Regions from separate parts of the Homo sapiens genome. Here regions 1 and 3 are each linked to region 2. The links are chromatin contacts, found by Hi-C or POLR2A ChIA-PET in ENCODE. All regions are on one chromosome and are shown on one strand. The core of a region is the stretch at or near the end of the contact, and the rest is flanking DNA. Distances in the headings are between cores, read along the strand shown.

Region 1 (2,700 bases), core at 93-2,592, 160 kb before region 2:
CCTCCACCTCCCAGGTTCAAGCAATTCTCCTGCCTCAGCCTCCCGAGTAGCTGGGATTACAGACACATGCCACAACGCCCAGCTAATTTTTGTATTTTTATTAGAGTAGGGGTTTCACCATGTTGCCCAGGCTGGTCTCGAACTCCTGACCTCGTGATCTGCCCGCCTCTGCCTCCCAAAGTGCTGGGATTACAGGCGTGAGCCACCGCGCCTGGCCTGGAAACCACTTTTGTTTTGTTCTTGAGAGCAGATATAAGCGATGGAAATAAATGGAAAATGTAGAAAATTATTTGGAAGACAGAATTTACTCATTTTAAGTTTCAACACTCATATAAACAAAAGCAGTTGGAAAGAACTCATGTAGGAATTCCCCATAACCAGAAGGAAGATTGTTTTGTTTTGGGTTTTTTTTTAAGTGTCCATATTACAACTTAAATTTACAACTTAAGCTTTTATCATTATTTTAAAAATGAAAGTGGTATCATCTATAGTCATAAATGCACAGCCTACTGAATTTAAAAGAGGAGCACATTCCAGTTTTAGGCATAAGTACAGTAACTAAATAGACTTGAACAAGAAATTCTTTATCCAGTACAGATTTTCTGAGCATTTGGCACTATACAGAAAACCATGATTTACTAAGCACCAATCAACTGACCTAAGTTACATTATAACAGCACCCCTAGCCTATCCTCTGCTTTGCCCCACGTCCCCCTCCAAACATATCCACCTGAAATAGTACCTAGAAGACATTTGTCCTTATCAGATTTTATTTGAAGGAAGAAGTCAGAAAGGAATTATCTAGTAATAACTTAGTTACAATTTCAGGTACCAGCAGAGAAGCCAAAAAATGAAAATTAATCTGTGTACAAGCTGAAATTGTCCCTAGTTCTGAAAAGAGAATAGTCAGAACCTAGAGAGTTCCTTTTTGATTCCAAAGAGGGAAGGAAGGGAGGAAAGAAGGGAGGAAGAGAGGGAGGGAGGGAAGACTTAGACACTAAAACATGCTTTAGGCCTCTGCCAAAGCCTTATAAAAAACTAAGACAAACCTCATAGTTAACTACTGACAGTGGCATGTGCTTTTAATTCTATTCTGAAAATGTGCATGCAAGCAAGGCAAAATTATATCATGGTTCTCATTTACATTTATCATTGCCTCACTATGGGAATATATAATCACATACGGACATCTGTGGATGATTATATACAAAGACGGGCCTTTCAAGATCAAGTTTAAGAGTTCTAGTGTCTTTCTATTCATACACCAATCATGAAGCAATTCACTAGAGCTGTTTTAGGGAATACGGAAATATTTGGGGAAGTCCAGAGGCTGTCTCCTCATCACGTACAAAAATTTTGTAATAATTTCCTTCACCTCCCCCTCTTCCCACAGTAAAGCTCAGCAGTGACATTTCCTTTCCCCTATCTAGTTATATGAATCACTTTTTACTTTACTACATTTTTAGGGATTCTGTGTTTTTACCTTGAATCAAAAGTGATGCCAAATTATCACTAATACATCTTGACTCTTCTGATCCCCAATCAGAATTTCCCCTCCCCTAATTGAAAGTGACATTTTCTAGTACAAAAATTTTCACGCAAAATGAGGTTAGACTAGAATAAATATGAGTCAGATGAACATGAACTGAAACAGAAAAATGTGCTGGTGCAATCCCTCCCTTAACAACTTTATCTCACAACCCCGGATGTTTAAAAATGATAAACATGGTGACCTATCCAAGAACAACCTGGATATCAAGTTTTCGTTGTTTGTTTTTTGCTGCGAACTAGTTCAGCATGCTCTGCTTGTTATACATCAAGGATGCCTCTACATCAATTCAGGAGGAAAGACTACAACGCACTGTGTAGGAAGATGGGGCTTTTAGGCCAGGCACTGTGGCTCATGACTGTAATCCCAGCGCTTTGGGATGCTGAGGCAGGAGGACTGCTTGAGCCCAGGAGTTCAAGACCAGCCCAGGCAACATAGAGAGACTCCCTCTCTTAAAAAATTAAATAAAATGAGCTGGGCATGGTGGGACACACCTGTAGTCCCAGCTACTTGGGAAGCTGAGGTGGGAGAATCACCTGAGCCTGGGAAGTTGAGGCTGCAGTGAGCCATGATTGCGCCACTGCACTCCAGCCTAAATGACAGAGTGAAATCCTGTCTCTAAAAAAAAGAAAAAAACACAGGGCTCTTCATGTTGTTGAATGATCAACTAGGGGCAACTCCCCTTCAGCCATGACAGTTATGAGATGTCTATCAATATCTATCATGACCAGTCACTAGTTGCAATTGACTAGTGTCAGTCAATATATGACAATACTAAGAAAAATGCGGTGCTTGGCAAAAAAAATCCACCAAAACTATGACTGGATTTAACTGGAAGTTAATTTTGAACTCTACCACACTACCTGTACTTTTAAGAAGATACATTTAAAGAAAGTAAATACTAAACACAGTATCAGGAAGCTTTATAAAGGAAATATCAAACTATGGCTCTCTCTAAAGTCTTGCGTAAACATTCTTTCCTATTCTAATGGCCATCAAAGTTAAGGATATAATAGGGTTAAACCAGAATCTCAATGAGAGAGATGGTGAACACATATAGTCTGGGGTAGAACACAGTTATAATATCACAGTACGTGAGACAATAATCTCCCAACCTCCCAACTCAGAAAGGGACAAGAATTCACTCAATC
Region 2 (2,724 bases), core at 225-2,724:
CTTTGCTGCCAAAAGAAACTGTTACTGCTAGCTTAACTCACAGCCCAAGCTACATCTAAATACCTAAGTCAGCTACATTTAAGTTCCAATTTCAGAAGTTAGGAACAACTTGCAGCCTGAAAGTCTCTCTTCAATGGTCTGATCCAGTCTTCAAGTTGCTGTCTTAAAAGGTTCTGTGTTCAATCAATCACCCAGGTAGATTGTTTGCAAAGATTACTTAAAAAAATTGAAACTACTTAAACTACTTTTGATATAAAGCCGTGAAAAGAACGAAAGTACTATCTTTAGCCAACTGGCACAGGAAGAGTTCTGTTATAAAAACGACGTGCAAAAGAGAAGGTAAGAATAAAAGTAATAATGTGCCCTTCATAAAATTTATCTTTTGTGTCTAACATCAATCACTAGGCCAGGAGCCAATACAAGGCTCTCCTGCATAGGGTCACACATACTCTTTCTTAGCAGGGTGAGGAGACCTCAGACTTCTACCACTGATACCACTTTAACCCATCAAACATGCCTACCAGCCCGCCCACTTCCTCTTCATTCAAGCCCCCCGCCCCAACAAATGTTGATTAAAAGCAGTAAATGAAGTGTTTTATGATGTCATGAAATGAGCAGGCCATCTTTAAGACCTCTTGCTGGGTGGGGAACTGAAGGTGAAGGAGCACTGGGCTGCCAGGGCTGTGCAGTTTTAATGACAGCGGGCACACAGCACTTACCCTTTTGCGCCAAGCATCAGTGTACTGTCTTTACATAGTAACTCCTTTAACCGACAGGTAGATGCTGTTACTATCCACACTTTACACACAGGGAACTGAAACACAGAGATTAAGTAACTTGCCCACTGCTAGTAAGTAGTGGAGACAGGATTCAAGTTCTGACAGTCTGGGTCCAAAGTTCTTGTTTTTATCCATCATATTCTATATAGTTCTAATGGTTCAAGGACAGCTACTAGCGAGTAAGGGAGTCGGAATTAGTTTACCACCCAGCCAAGTTCAGGGATATCCACAGGACTTTTGCTGACTCGTCCTATAAAGCAAATACTGAGAATTATCTTTTGCCTATTAATTTCCTTATTCCTGCTTGTATTTTATCTGAAACTTTCTCTAGTTGAGCTTTCCTCTGAAGAGGACCATTTCAGGTCTTGAAGTTTCTGTGGCCAGCCATACAGCCATTTACAAACACTTAACTAGAACGATTTACTCAACTCAGAACAACCCCGTATATTAAGCACAGCAGGACATCATACTATCAATTGTCATAAAACTCCCAAGGTGTTTGTTTCAGTATCTTCATTAAAAACACACACACACAAAATCGACAAATATCCAATACTAGACTACCTCTGAAATCCTGTTCGTGTTTGCTGGATACATTTGCCTTAGAAGAAAGGAAGGAAGCCAGGTATTACATTTAACAAGGGGGAGGGGAAGCCCGCAAGAGAATACACCCAATAACTGTTGACATTTCGCCAACTTTTTCCAAGACTTGGTAACAAAGCATTATCTATCTGTATGAGAGAAAAGGGGAGGAGGACTGCTGAAAAAAGGGACGGGTTAAGGGTTTTGCACTATAGTTTAGCTCTTCCAGCAGAACGCGGCGCTGTCAAGCTGTCAATGTCTGTCTACCGCCTCGGAGACACAGGCCGCCGGGAAACCACAGGGTCGACGGGAACGGCGGAGTGTAGCATCCCCGGGCCCCAAGTCCACAGTGCCTCTCCCACTTGACCTGTCGGCGCCCCTTCTCAAAGTACGGATCTCCAAGAGGAAGGACCTCCTCCCTCTCCACTCTCAGAGTAAAGCAAGCCAGCAGCGCAAAGTGCACCTCCCGGGGACGCACAGACACGACTGAAAGCCACCACCCCAGAAACAGACCCTTCCTGGGAAAATGCTCCTTCCAGAACCTTCTCAACACCACCCGTTTCCCCTGGGAGCGTTTACTTTGGATCAGCGAGATGGAAAACAAAGGCTCAGGAGAACAGGCCGGGCCCCTCCCCAGAGCCCGCCGCCAGCTGGCCCAGGTGCGCCAGGTGCGCCCTGGAGGCGTGGGGACGAGGGACCGGGGCCTGCGGGGGGGGAAGCAGGAGGGCCCTGCGGGGCTGCCCCGGGAGGATGCGCCTCTGGGGGCTGCGGGGTGATGGGTGTATCCCTTACGGTCTCCCTCAGCTTCCTCTCGTGGTCCAGCTCGCGCTGCAGGGTGCCCGCGCGCTCCTCAGCGGCGTCCGCCTGCTCCTGCAGGCTCCGGATCTTCCTGCGCACCGCCTCCAGCGAGCTACTCCCCGCCATCGCGCCGGACGGTAGGCGGGCGGGAGGGCTGCAGTGGGAGAGGCCGGCTGCTGCCCTGCGGACCCGGCTGCCGCGGCTGTCCTGGCTGCCCAGCGCCGGTCCGCCCCGCCCAGGCCTCTCTGTGCGATGGCGGCGCCCCCTGCGGCCAGGAGCAGTCCGGAAGTCGCAGCCTCCAGGGCTGCGCAGACAAACCGCAGGCGGGCGCGCGCGGCTGGGAGGGGCGCGCGCCGTGGATCCCGGGACTGGCTGGGGGCACTGCGCATGCTCGCGGCGGCGGGGAGAAAGGCGCTCCCGGCGCGCTGCGGGGGTACCTGGTGAGCTGGGCGCTCCGGGAGGCCACTGCACTAGGGCTCTGGCTTCCACTTCTAGGGCCCCTCCGCGGCGCGGTGGTGACCCGGGGTAACGGAGCTGGCTGCTAAGGGCAATAGCGACTCCTGCT
Region 3 (2,751 bases), core at 54-2,553, 190 kb before region 2:
AACCCTACAGCTCTTGTCACTTCATGCATGGATTATTTGTAATAGCTTTCCAGGATACTGTGCCAACATCTCTCCCTGGTCTAATTCCCCTACATGTCACTTCTAGACTAACTTGCAACAATCCCTGTGGTAATGTCACTGCACTATTTAAGAAGCCGTGGAGCCAACTTCTTCAGCCTGGTGATACAGCCTTTCCCACCAGATGCACCATTCTCCTGACACTGCAAACCTCAGAGTTTCTCCAAATGAGGCCTTTTGCTTCTCTCAGTGGGCCCCATACCTCCTTTCCTGCACTCCTGCATGACCACCTCACTTTGCAGCCTTCTCTGAGGATGCCATTCCACCCATGTAGTTCCCTCTCTTCTCTCCTCAGCTCTGCCTCAAAGCCTGGTTTTTGCACAGTGATTTAATCCTGTGTTATTGGGTTTTATTAACATAGTGCCCTGCAATTGCTCTCAGATCATGCGAAGACTCCATCCTCTCTTTGCCAGTTAAGTTGTGCACAGAAACATGTGTACAGTAACTAAATTAAAGGGTAGGTACTCTTACATATTTAAGTAAATATTATATACTACTAAGGGTAAAGATGGCTTTAAAAACTTTGGAAATTTGGCCAGGTGCGGTGGCTCACGCCTGTAATCCCAGCACTTTGGGAGGCCAAGGCAGGCAGATCACCTGAGGTCAGGAGTTGGCCAGCCTGGCCAACATGGCAAAACCCCTACTCTACTAAAAAAATTAGCTGGGTGTGGTGGTGGGTGCCTGTAATCCCAGCTAGCGGGGAGGCTAAGGCAGGAAAATGAATCACTTGAACCCAGGAGGTAGAGGTTGCAGTGAGCCGAGATTGCACCACTGCATTCCAGCCTGGGCAACAGAGTGAGACTCTGTCTCAAAAAAAAAAAAAAAAAAAACTTCGGAAATTTCTTAATATATTATAGTTACAATAGTCAGGATGCTGAGAAATCTTATTCCAATAAGAAAATGAAGACACATTACAATTAGCTTGACAATAATATCAGTAGTGGATTAACATTCATGTTAAAATTTAAAGCAAAGATAATTTCCTGATGCTACTCCAGGGATTAAAAGAATAATTAGCTGTAAAATGATAATATAATCAGGATGCTTTCAGCTGCAAATAGCAGAAACCCCAAATCAAACTAGCTTAAGGCAATTTGTTGACTCATCTACAACAAGTCCAGTGGTGAATGGGGTTCAGAGATGGCTCAATCTAGGGCTCCAGCTCATTTCTCTGCACCTCCCTGGGTTCTGCCCTCCAGGGAGTATCAATTTCACACTCTTGACTGATAGCAGTTCCTGACCACAACAGCAATACCAGAAGAAAAGAGATTATTTTCCTCTTCCTCTCAAAAGTGAGAAAGCATTTCCCCAAAGCCTCCAACAAGTTTTCCTTCATGTCTCATTTCTGGACTTATAACCATGGGAATGTCATGTTCTGGCAGGCTAAGGCTGAATTCCTGAACTAATCACTGCCACGGGGAATTACCAAGATTGGATTAATCTAAATCCATTCTCTAAATTTAGATTAATCAAGTCCTATCCCTGGAGCTGGGTCACTCCTAGAATCCATAGGCTGCTAAAAATAGAATAGAAAGGCTATTGAGAAAAATCATAATATCCTCTATATTATATACCTATTATATATCCTCTATATAATACTCAAACCTATCTCATTAATAAAATTTTATATTCATAGCTATATGAAAGGACAAACTGTATACTCATATCTATATGAAAGAGCTGCACTACTATCCTGTCATGAATGTTATTACATTTAATGAGAAACTGTAGTACTTCTCTGAAGGCAATTTCATGTAGTGTTCAGCTAAGAACTAGAAAATAAGAAAGAAAAAGGGGACAATGAGCAGCCCAAGTAGCTGCCACAACATCTCTGTGCTGAACTGTGACCACAGCTGCTAGGAGAGTCCTCCAGCCCACAACTCCAAAGACTTGGCTTATCCCCTAGCCCCAGATGACTGGAGACTAGAAAGAAGGAGGGGGCTATCACACCAACAGCAGCAAGAACCAGAGGTCATCCTGGCAGTAAGGGAGCAACTTTTTTTTTTTTTTAATTTAAAAGGACTATACAATCTCAAAAAACATAGTTTTTGAAGGACATTATCCTTCAGGTCAAAAAGCCCTTTGTTTAAATTATACTACAGAGCTATGGTAACCAAAATGGCATGGTACTAGCATAAAAATAGACACATATACCAGTGGAACAGAACAGAGAACCCAGAGATAAATCTATATATCTACAGTGAACTCATTTTGACAAAGGTGCCAAGTACATACATTGGGGGAAAGGACAGTCTCTTCAATAAATGGTGCTGGGAAAACTGGGTATCTGTATGCCGAAGAATGAAACTAGACCCCCACCTCTTGCCATATACAAAAATCAAATCAAAATGGATTAAAGACTTAAACCTAAGACTTCAAACTATGAAACTACTAAAAGAAAACATTGGGGAAACTCTCCAGGACATTGGATTGGGCAAATATTTCTACAGTAATACCCTGCAAGCACAGTCAACCAATGCAAAAATGAACAAACAGGATCACATCAAGTTAAAAAGCTTCTGTACAGCAAAGGAAACAATGAGCAAAGTGAAGAGACAACACACAGAATGGGAAAAAATATTTGCAAACTACCCATCTGACAAGCTATTAATAATCAGAATATATAAGGAGCTCAAACAGCTCTACAGGAAAAAATCTTATAATCTGATTTTA

Evidence for each region. A loop is a pair of places that touch in the nucleus more often than their neighbours do. ChIA-PET counts read pairs that join two places held with the same protein, here RNA polymerase II (POLR2A). Pooled maps may share reads with other maps.
Region 1: a pooled map shows a loop between it and region 2 (4-fold over the local background). The contact joins the enhancer-like site here to the promoter of TPM1-AS in region 2. A Hi-C loop is called at or near these places in 1 of 37 single-sample maps with no recorded cell type and 5 of 50 pooled maps. POLR2A ChIA-PET finds 5 or more read pairs at or near these places in 1 of 52 experiments (H1).
Region 3: a pooled map shows a loop between it and region 2 (3-fold over the local background). The contact joins the enhancer-like site here to the promoter of TPM1-AS in region 2. A Hi-C loop is called at or near these places in 4 of 50 pooled maps. POLR2A ChIA-PET finds 5 or more read pairs at or near these places in 4 of 52 experiments (CD4-positive, alpha-beta T cell, H1, MCF 10A and 1 more).

The regions. Positions count from the first base shown.
Region 1 is chr15:63,211,318-63,214,017 of GRCh38, reverse strand. All of the region lies in intron 1 of RAB8B (RAB8B, member RAS oncogene family), which reads right to left. Among named protein-coding and RNA genes, the nearest start is that of RAB8B, 23 kb to the right of the region's middle. Within about 2 kb of position 1,342, at least 13 of the 41 ENCODE cell types and tissues checked have a DNase peak (open chromatin) inside an H3K27ac peak, as active enhancers do.
Region 2 is chr15:63,048,137-63,050,860 of GRCh38, reverse strand. TPM1-AS (TPM1 antisense RNA) reads left to right here and starts at 1,474. Exons shown (of 2, transcript NR_147233.2): 1 at 1,474-2,020; 2 at 2,166-2,724. The region is part of intron 2 of TPM1 (tropomyosin 1); the gene reads right to left. RefSeq lists a silencer at 2,008-2,667.
Region 3 is chr15:63,237,568-63,240,318 of GRCh38, reverse strand. The region is part of intron 1 of RAB8B (RAB8B, member RAS oncogene family); the gene reads right to left. Among named protein-coding and RNA genes, the nearest start is that of APH1B, 39 kb to the left of the region's middle. Within about 2 kb of position 1,303, at least 4 of the 41 ENCODE cell types and tissues checked have a DNase peak (open chromatin) inside an H3K27ac peak, as active enhancers do.